2 separate regions of the Mus musculus genome follow, and region 1 is linked to region 2. Evidence: chromatin loops called from intact Hi-C (ENCODE). Cell type or tissue: heart. All regions are shown on one strand.

Evidence for each region. A loop is a pair of places that touch in the nucleus more often than their neighbours do. Peaks named below come from ENCODE experiments on the same cell type or tissue, not always from the same donor. Only the 100,000 strongest peaks of a DNase experiment are listed, where the experiment ranks them.
Region 1: a loop joins it to region 2, with 3 times the contacts of the local background. A loop is called at or near these places in 3 of 42 quality-filtered maps.

What each region holds. Positions count from the first base shown.
Region 1 is chr11:32,508,243-32,513,242 of GRCm38, reverse strand. The region is part of intron 2 of Ubtd2 (ubiquitin domain containing 2); the gene reads right to left. Among named protein-coding and RNA genes, the nearest start is that of Efcab9, 17 kb to the left of the region's middle. In heart, a CTCF peak has its summit at 2,135 (motif pointing left); no DNase peak of the experiment used is centred here.
Region 2 is chr11:32,585,833-32,590,832 of GRCm38, reverse strand. It overlaps Stk10 (serine/threonine kinase 10), which reads right to left. Exons shown (of 19, transcript NM_009288.2): 5 at 3,448-3,520; 6 at 1,883-2,077; 7 at 1,342-1,423. Among named protein-coding and RNA genes, the nearest start is that of Fbxw11, 54 kb to the left of the region's middle. In heart, a CTCF peak has its summit at 2,259 (motif pointing right); DNase peaks (open chromatin) are centred at 818 and 2,252; H3K27ac peaks cover 855 bases.

The sequences.
Region 1 (5,000 bases), 78 kb after region 2:
TTGTTTCAAAACAACAAATACAAACAGAAAAGCCTAGAAAACTAAGAATTCAAATACCTTGATAAAACTCTTCACAAAGGTGATGAGGTGGAAGATAGATGGATGAAATGATGTGGAACACCACACCACTATTAAAGTAACCGTACAACAATGGCCACAGTCCAGAGTTCTGACAGTACCAAGGCTGGGGCTGGGGAGTGGAGTACTAACAAGTTCCCTTCACAGCTACCTGGGAGGACAGTTTGCCCCCAACCTGTGCTCCCTTTCCTCTCTCAGCCGAACCCTTCTTTATTATTACCACTAACAACAACAACAACAACAAGTCACATTCCTTCTTTTCCAACTTTTCTCAGATCCTCTCTGGCAACGTTTCTTTTAAGACAGGGTCTCACTATGTAGTCTGGTTGATCTCAAACTCACTATATATAGCCAAGACTGGGCTCAAAATTGTGAGCTCCTCTTGGCTCTACCACCCAAGTGCTGGAATTATAGTTATACACCACCACATTCAGCCTTGAGTCTGACAACTTAGATGATCTGAAGTTCCAAAGGAAGTGAAAACTTGAGTCTACTCTACATGGAAGCAAGTAAGTCGTCCTTTAGTGTATGAGTGGATAAATTGTAGAATGCACAATGGATTTTATTCTGTACTATAAAGAAAATGAAGATATGTAGTACTTAATACTGAAAGGAGCCAGTCTGAAGGGGAACTCTGCCATGAATCAAAGTATCTGGCACTCTGGAAAAGGCAAAAATAGTAAGACACTTAAAAAAAAAATCAGTAGTTGCCAGGTGACAGGTTGGAGGAAAGAATAGATATGTGGAACACAGAGGGTCTAAGACAGTAGGGCTGCTCTGTATGGTACACAGATCTACTGGCAAACAGATGTCATTATAAATTTGTGCAAACCCAGAGTGTATAGCATTGCTGGTGACTCTGATGTAATCTATGTGCTTTGGGTGCTGATGATGTGACAACGCTGGTTTACTCATTTCAACGAATATACTGTTCTGTCATAGACACTGATAATGAGGGAAGCTGTGAGTTCAGGGGAAACAAGAGGCTACATGGATATCTCTAATAGTCTGTACAGACAAATAAAAAAATTATACATAGGGCTGGGGAAATGGCAATGAGATTAAGAGCACTGGCTGCTCTTCCAGAGGACCCTGGGTTCAATTTCCAGCACCACGTGGTGGCTTACAAGCATCTGTAACTCTTGTTCCGGAGACCTGACTTCCTTCCTGGCCTCTGGGGAACTAATGCATGTGGTGCAGACATGCAGCCAAAACACTCATGCACATGAGAAAGAAGATTAGAAAGCTGGAGTCCTGAGGACTAGTGGGTGGGGAAGGCTGCCGAGGCAAAGGTAATAGTGCATGGCATAGTGGGGAAAATATGCTCAAAGTATATTACCTGCCTGAAAACAGCCTAATGTGATCCTGTACAACACGTTCACTATTAATACAGGGACATTCAGATACTTCAACACCATAGAGTGCAGCGCAGCACAACACTGCACCAAAGGGAGAAGGCTGTGAGTGAAGCTTGCTCTGACCCATAGCAGCCTCTGATCAAGTCCAATCAATACAGAACAAACCACTGCAGGCAAGTACAAAGAGGCAATTTTGAAACTTCAAGAATTGGCATACAGACATCAGAAAATAAAAAAGCACTAATTTATTTGAGCTGACAGAGAAATGCTACAGAAGTAGTGTTTTGGGGGCATCACAGGCGTGATGATATGAAGACAGGAGTAAACACAAGGACCTAAGGAGTGAGCAAGCACCAGGAGTCCTGGCTGAGGCTGAGCAGAGAACAGCAATGGGAACTCCAGGAGCCACAGTGCAACTATGTGAAGAACAACAGCTGAGTGGGATCGAGAGAACTGTTACACACCTACCTGACTGAAAAATCACAGCCTGGGAGAAGAGAGGCAAACTTATGACTGTGAAGCTGTAAGACTCTGCTTAGACTTTCATTGCTCCAGAGTCAGCTCGGGTGGGGGGTGGGGCTAGAGAGATGGCTCAGCAGTTAAGAGCTGTTCCTCCAGAGGTCCTGAGTTCAATTCCCACCAACCACATGGTGCCTCCCAACTAACCATAATGAGATCTGATGCCCTCTTCTGGTGTAACTGAAGAGAGCAACATACATAAAATAAATCTTTAAAACAAAAGGGGGAGGGGGGGTACTTGCTGCTCTTTCAGAGAACCCAAGTTCAGTTCTCAGCACCTGCAGCACCAGGAGAGCTGTTGTGTTCTGACCTCCTTGAGCACTAGGTGTATACATGGTGCACAGACATACATGCAGGCAACACCCACACAAACAAAATAAATTCAGACTCATATCTGAAAGACCTATACTAATTATAAAGAAGTAAAAAGGGACAAGTTTAGAAAGAGTAACCACCAGTCTGCAAGACCCCCAATACACACATTTTTATAGCATCAGCATGCATGACACTTTCTGTGTGAGTTAAGCTACTTGGAAAAGTTAAATAACAGAGTTCTGATAAACACTTGTATATCCCAAAGAATAAAGAATTTTAGCATACTTCAATAAATTATGGTGCAATTTAGACATTAAAAAGTCTATTTCTAAATGAAAAAAAAACTTAGTGCATATCTCAGGAAAAAATAAAAAGCTATTTACTTAAACACTTTGGAAGATGGAAATGTTTACCCAAAATCCATATGTTGCTATCACAGGGTGTCAGTGAAAAGTAGTTACTCAATCATAGACAGTATATCCAAGCTTCTTGCCTCTTAGCAGGGTAATTAAAATAGAATCATATCATTCCCTCTTTTCCATCCTTTCCATATCCCCTTAAATTATGACCTCTTTTCTTTTATTATTGTTATATATACAAATATAAATGCACTAAATATGTAATTAAACCTATTGAATTCTTTTAGTGTTATATGTGTATGACTTTAAGGCTGATCACATTCTATTATATAACCAATTGGTAACCCTCCCAACCCCATGAGAGCAGGCCCTGCCCCTCACTGGCTGTAGCACTGGGTGAGCTAGCTGGGGCAGTGCTGGAGAGTTTGCCCTGGTGGTGTGGGTTAACTCAGCTACTATTCAGGCCCAGATACAGACAGGGCTTTGGACCATCCCAAAACATCTACCCCATCTATGAACTGGAGCGATTTAAGGGGCTGTCTTACGGACTAAATTGTGCTGCAGGATCTCCATGACACAGAGCAACAACAGGATATCCGAGAGGAGACCCAGTGAGGATCCGGTACTGACAACGATTCAATGTAATGAGTATCTACAAGTAAAGACTTGCGGACAAAAGGGTACACTATGTGACACATTACAGCTTCCAAGAGGAGATTTTTTCCCTTTGGTTTTTGTTGTAGTTGTCACTGTTATTGTTATTTTATTGGGGGTGGGGGAGTTGCAAGGGCAGAGGAAAGATATGAAGGGACAGGGAGATAAGTAGGATTGGAATACATAAAATGAAATTCACAAACCAATAAAAAGTTAAAAAAAAAAAGGATAATCAATTAGGGGGCACCTCCCTGGGGAAGACTAATTCTCTGTCAGCAATCAGACACATGTATGGGGTGGGGCATTCGGAGACCTTCCCCCCTTCAATATGTCCACTTGTGCTGTCGGTTGCTCAGGTCTTAGGCAGCCAAATTCAATCTATACACTTAAACACAAAAGCAAACACTTCAGAATGCTTACCAATCCTAGTTCTAAGTATGTTATATATGCAACTATATACCTAAACACACACATTTATCTTCAAAAGCATTTACTACTCAAACTATAGCAGAAAAGTCTATATAAGTCTACATATTTTACAGATGGGAAAATTGTTAATGAAATAAGTTTTGTTACATAGCTAGTAAGTAACAATGAAATAACCATTAATCAGATTCCTGAATAAATGTCTAACATAAAGATTAGAGCACACAGCTTATTATGTTAATAAGATGGTTAAATCAAAGAAATGAATGGACTTAGAGAAAAGTGTAAGGCATGACAAATAAGATGCTAGCATGCTGTACAGCCTAATAACAAGACAGTATTTACCAGCAAGTCAAAGACAATCCCTAGCAGTGAAAGATGCAGCCCCACAGCACTCCAAAGGAAGTGTGCCCACTCAGAGAAGCTTACATGCTTTCTGAAAGGCTGCAAACAGTGGCGGAACAAACTTAGTACTGTCACTGTCTGGTCTATGATAACTGGAAGGCGAAGGCAGGTGGATCTCTGAATTCGAGGCAACCCTGGTCTACCTGATGTTGGACTATGTACAACAGCCAGGGCTATTATATACTGTCTCAAAAATTGACTACAACATCGAAAACAAACACAAAATAAGAAAAACAGAGCAATGGAAGATGGAAAGGTTTGCTTTAAGACACCTAGGGCATACTGGGGAGATGGCTCAGTTAATGAAGTACCTGTGTCACAAGTAAGCACAAGTACCTGAGTCCATGTAAAAGGCTGGGCTGACTATGCAAATCAGTGCAGAGGTCACTCAAAAAACTACAAACAGACCTACTGTATGGCCCAGTTAGACGATTCATTCCTGGTATATACCCAAAGGACCCTGTTGTCTACTCCAGAAATACACCTGCTCGTTCATGTTCAACATTGCTCTATTCTCAAGAGCTGGATCTGGAAACAGCTTAGGTGTTTTTCAGCTGATGAATGGATAATTCATGTGGAGCCCAGTGTCAAATCTTTTAGCTGTGTGTTTGACTTAGAGCATCTGTAGAATCCAGGAAACTAGAAGGGACCATTGGTGGGCATCCAACACAGACAGACCTTGGGTTTCTGCCTATACATGCTGGCATATACACATGCATATCTGTCTTCACAGAAAGCCATAGTGCTTATGCACAGGAGGAAGGTACTTTTCCAAAAGCTGACCACTGTGGGGACTTACCCCCTTGGTAAAATCACACTCAGTCTTGGCTGCATTAGGAACTTACAGAAGGTCTCAATCACTACCCCCTGGCACTGAAGCTCAGCT
Region 2 (5,000 bases):
GGGTCAGGTCAAGTTCAGGGACTGAACTTGAGGCACGAAGCCAGGGGCCCCCACAGGCTGGCTGTGATCATTCCAGCAAACAGAAGGAACAGAGAGCCCAGAGCTCACCACAGTCATCAATTGTGCTAGGTGAACACGGCAGACAGGGAGTGAGCCGTTGGCTGTGGGGGTGGGGGTAGGGGTGAGGGTGGGAGTGGGAGTTGTCAAGAAAGAAGGTGCTAGCCCCGGCATGATGAGTGACAATCCTGAGCTCCCTGCTACCTCCAATCCATGAAAACTGCCGCTGAACTGTTAGTGAGCAGGGTCCGCCACACACAGACTTCCTGGCTACCTACCCGACCAAGGGAGAAACGGAGGCACAGAGGGAACTCCTCACACCCCTCCCTAATTTCAGATCCAGGTTACCAACTGCAGCAGGACACTGGCCAGGGACAATTGTGCAGACGAATGACTGAGCCACCAGCTCTAGTAAGTTTCGGTGGCTTGGCCACACAGGATACAAAAGGACAGGGATTAGCAGATACAGGGCTGAGGTGCCCACAGCCAAGATGTGCCCCAAGCTGCCATTCCAACCAGATGACCTTGGGCAAGGACTTCCCCTTTGAGCCCACTGTCCTCAGGTCTGGCAGACCCCTGTATCCCTCCCACCCTACATTTTAAGAGGTACTGGAGAAGCCCCAGCCCATTTGAGGGCACCTGGGTAAACTGAGGCAGACCTCCTCCCGCCCCCTCTGCCCTGTGCTCTTCCACTGCGCACTGAGAATCCCCTGGCAGACACTGCTTCAGCTAGGAAGTGGAATTCCTGGCTCCTGCCAAGGCTCCGGGTGACAGCTGGTCTCTGCCCTGACCATGTCAGGCAGGCCGGATACCCTGGCACGGGAGGTGCCATTTACAGGAAGCAACCGGTCCCAAGAGGCTTGGGGCCTTTGCACCTTACAGCAGCTCCGTCTCCCAAACAAACACGCCATGCTGAAAGTGGGCCTTGAGGAAGGCCACACATTTGATTTTGAACCAGAAGTGTGGAAGGAAAGTCAGAATCTCCCATGCGATGGATCCACTTCTGTTTTGTTTTTCTTTTTGAGAAAGGGTCTCTCTACATAACAGCTCTGGCTGGCCTGGAACTTGCTAAGCTCCTGGCTGGCCTTAAACTTGCAGTGATCCTCTTGCCTCTATGCAAAACCTTGTGTCTGTCCCAGGTGCTGGACTTAGAGGTGTGAGCCACCACATCTGAGTTCACCGGACACATGGAGCATTCCTCACATTGGGCACCGTACCTCACAGCCGGCTAAGAACTTGACCTTGCCGGTGCCTCTGAGGAACAATGCAACGAATCTCCCTCACCTGCAGCAGCTGTGCAGCACTGGGCCGGGTTTCTGGGTTCTTATCCAAGGCTATCTTCAGAAAGTCTCGGAACTCCACAGACCTGGAGGACAGGCGTAAGTAAGGAGTGAGCCACAGCCCGGGCACCGCACGCCCAGGGCTGGGTGTGTGGAGACAGGGTCCATGGGACAGCCTTCTTATCATGCACACCACTGTCCAGGACACAGACGTCTAAAAGGAACATAAGCAGGATGGGAATGAGCATGGCAGTGTCAGAATCTAAACCTAAGTCCCCATTCCCAGCCTGGCCATGTGGCTGATTGGGCTCTGATCCTATTCAATATGTTCCGGGACATAACGGGATCTCGTCCTGGCTAACTGGCCTTGCTCTCGTGTCTAAGGTTTTGTATAGTTCAGGAGGGCAGTTCAGAAAGGCCTGGAGGTGGCCCTCTCCTCCGTTCCCCCCATCCCCGACTTTAGAGTCCACTGTGCACACGCAGACCCAGCACCACACGTCTCTGGAGTGGCTTCCGACCCTCCAGGATTACACAGCTCTCCTTACCACTTGGAGGGTGTAAGCAGGGTAGGAGGGTCCGACTTGGCAATCTTGAGCAGGACCCGCATGGGGTTGAGCTCGTGGTGTGGGGGCTCGATCTGCGCCATCTCGATCAGCGTGATGCCCAAGGACCAGATGTCAGCCTTGTAGTCATAGGGGGCGTCCTTCATGGTTTCACACAGCACCACCTCAGGGGCCATCCTGAGCCAACCAAGGAACAATAAGGGCTAAGAATTGGGCCCCTGAGGATGCCGCTCGTAGCTTCAGCGTCTCGAACACCACCAGCACCACACTGGAGGTTTGGCAGTATTTGAAGCCATGATTTGAATTACTGGCATCCTATTGTCTTCCTCAAGGGTCTCGGCCCGCTGCAGTTCCTGGAGCCCGCCACAAGGTGGCAGCAGCCATCCAGAACAGAGTCCTGGGGAAGGGGCAGGTGGGTGAGGGCAGAGGGGCGAAGGTTCCAGCAAAAAACAAACAAGGTAGGACAGTGGGGTAGACAGAACAGGACATCACAGAGAGAAAGGGGGATGGGAGAGAAGAGAAAGGAATAACGGGAGGGGTGGGAGAGAAAGAGTTAAGAGTAGTAAGCAAGCAAGGAAGGGGCTGAACACCATGGCCAGTTGTAAAAACAGAACACAAAGTAATCAGGTGTGAAACTGAGTGAGAGCTTGGGCTTGGGGTGCCACCTGGATGCCTGCAGCCTGGATGCCTGCAGCCTGAGCCTGGATGCCTGCAGCCTGGATGCCTGAGGCTGGATTCCTGCAGCCTGAGGCTGGATTCCTGCAGCCTGAGCCTGGATGCCTGGATGCCTGCAACCTGAGCCTGGATGCCTGCAGCCTGGATGCCTGAGGCTGGATGCCTGAGCCTGGATGCCTGCAGCCTGAGGCTGGATGCCTAAGCCTGGATGCCTGCAGCCTGAGCCTGGATGCCTGCAGCCTGAGCCTGGATTCCTGCAGCCTAAGCCTGGATGTCTGAGCCTGAGCCTGGATGCATAAGCCGGAGATTGGATGCCTGAGCCTGAATGGATGCACTGCAGGTGTGGGAAGGTGGGGCCCAGCTCCACACATCTGCAGGCTGAGGCCAAAGCAAGACTTCAGGTGTCTTCCTCTACAAGAGAGCCCTCTTCTCATAGGTGGTTTTTATTTTAAGTTAGAGTTTTGAAAAAGGACAAGACACAACAGGCGTAAGAGAGGCCCAGGGAGATTTCTCATGAGGACAGGAAGTGAATTTACATTGTTCTCATGTACCCCGCCCATAGCCAGCACCCTAAACTCAGTACAAGTGTTAGACGAACCAAGAGCTGAAGCACCTTTTCAGGAATCCGGTTTAGTTTATTAGTGGGGTGCTTTCCACTGTAACCCCAGTTTACAGACGAGGGCGTGGGGAAGCTAAGCCACTTGTGCTAGGCGCAGGAGTACCCAGAAGAGAAGCAGATGCTAGACACACACAGTTTGAGCGGCTGACTAAGGGCTCTGAACTGGCACCGCGTGCCCCACACACAATCCACCCAGAGGCAACTAACCACGGGGTGTTAGGCTTGCTATGTCCCCAGAGGCCCCACGACTCACCAGTAAGGTGTCCCTATGAAGGAGTCTCGCTTTTGCAGAGTTTTCAGATTCTTGGCAGACACACCAAAATCAGCTGCAAGACAAAACCCTAAGATAAAGTCATGGTCGAGGGAGTCTTCCCCACCCACACCCTTTGGGTAAAGTCCTTGGTGTGGTGTGGACTCAGGAACACAATTTCGGGACTCGGGGATGAGGCAAGCATGCTTGGGGACTTTTTGTTTGTTTGTTTGTTTGTGAGACCCTGTCTTAAAAAAAAAAAAAGGGCCAGGCTCATTTGATATAGTAATCTCTTTTTTTTAAAAGATTTTTTTTTGTAGAACATGATTTTAATATTTTCAACTGTTGATATTCAACAAACAGAATAGTTATTTTAAGATATACTTCATTGTTTTTAAAGATTTATTTATTTATTATATATAACTACACTGTAGCTGTCTTCAGACACACAAGAGGACGGCATTAGATTTCATTACAGATGGTTGTGAGCCACCATGTGGTTGCTGGAATTTGAACTCAGGACCTCTGGAAGAGCAGTCAGTGTTCTTACCCGCTGAGCCATCTCTCCAGCGCCCGGCCCAGTAATCTATAAATCCAATTAAGAATCTACAAAATAACACTAAGTACAAACAACTGCAATACTCATCAGTGTGCTGTTCAAATACACAGTGGCAACCAGAATTACATAACTGTCATTTAAAAAATAGACCTTTGTGCCAGGCAGTGGTGGCGCACGCCTTTAATCCCAGCACTTGGGAGGCAGAGACAGGCGGATTTCTGAGTTCGTGGCCAGCCTGGTCTACAGAGTGAGTTCCAGGACAGCCAGAGAAACCCTGGGCTACACAGAGAAACCCTGTCTCGGAAAAAAAAATAAATAAATACACAAACAAACCTTTTTAAAGTTATTATCTGTAATCGCTTGGCTTTGTCTTTTTCTTTTCTTTTTGGTGGCTCCTAATTTCACCTTATCAGATTCCAGTCCCATCCAAGGCATATCCAGAGCTACCAGGTGCTGGCTAGTCTCACGTCAACTTGACACAAGGTAAAGTAGTTGTTGGAAAGGGAGACCTCAACAGAAAGGGAATGCCTCCCTGCAGGCTGCCTGCAGGGGAGTCTGTAGGGCACTTATAAATTATTCACATGCACTACAGACCCTTCTCTATGCACATGACCCATTTCCCCTTCCCTCTTGAAGAAGGCGTGGCTCTTCACGCAGTCCCTGAGCACAGAACCTCGAAGCTGAGCTAAGCAAGTGAGAAGCTGGGGTCTGGTGGGTCACACCTGATTGCTTCCGGTTCTGTTTTTATAATTCGATATGGTGTTCACCCCTTTCCTGCTTACTCACTACTAAACTACAACCTGGTGCCTGTGCTAGGGGTTCACATATAGAGAGGTCAGGGGAGAACTTGTGGGAGTCAGTTTTCTTTGTCCACTATGTGAATTCCAGGAATGGAGCACGGGTGGCCAGGCTTGGCAGCAAGTGCCTTTACCCATGGAGCCAGCCCTACGACCCGACTCCCTCTCCTGAGCCACTCCCTTCTCCCACCTCTCATGCT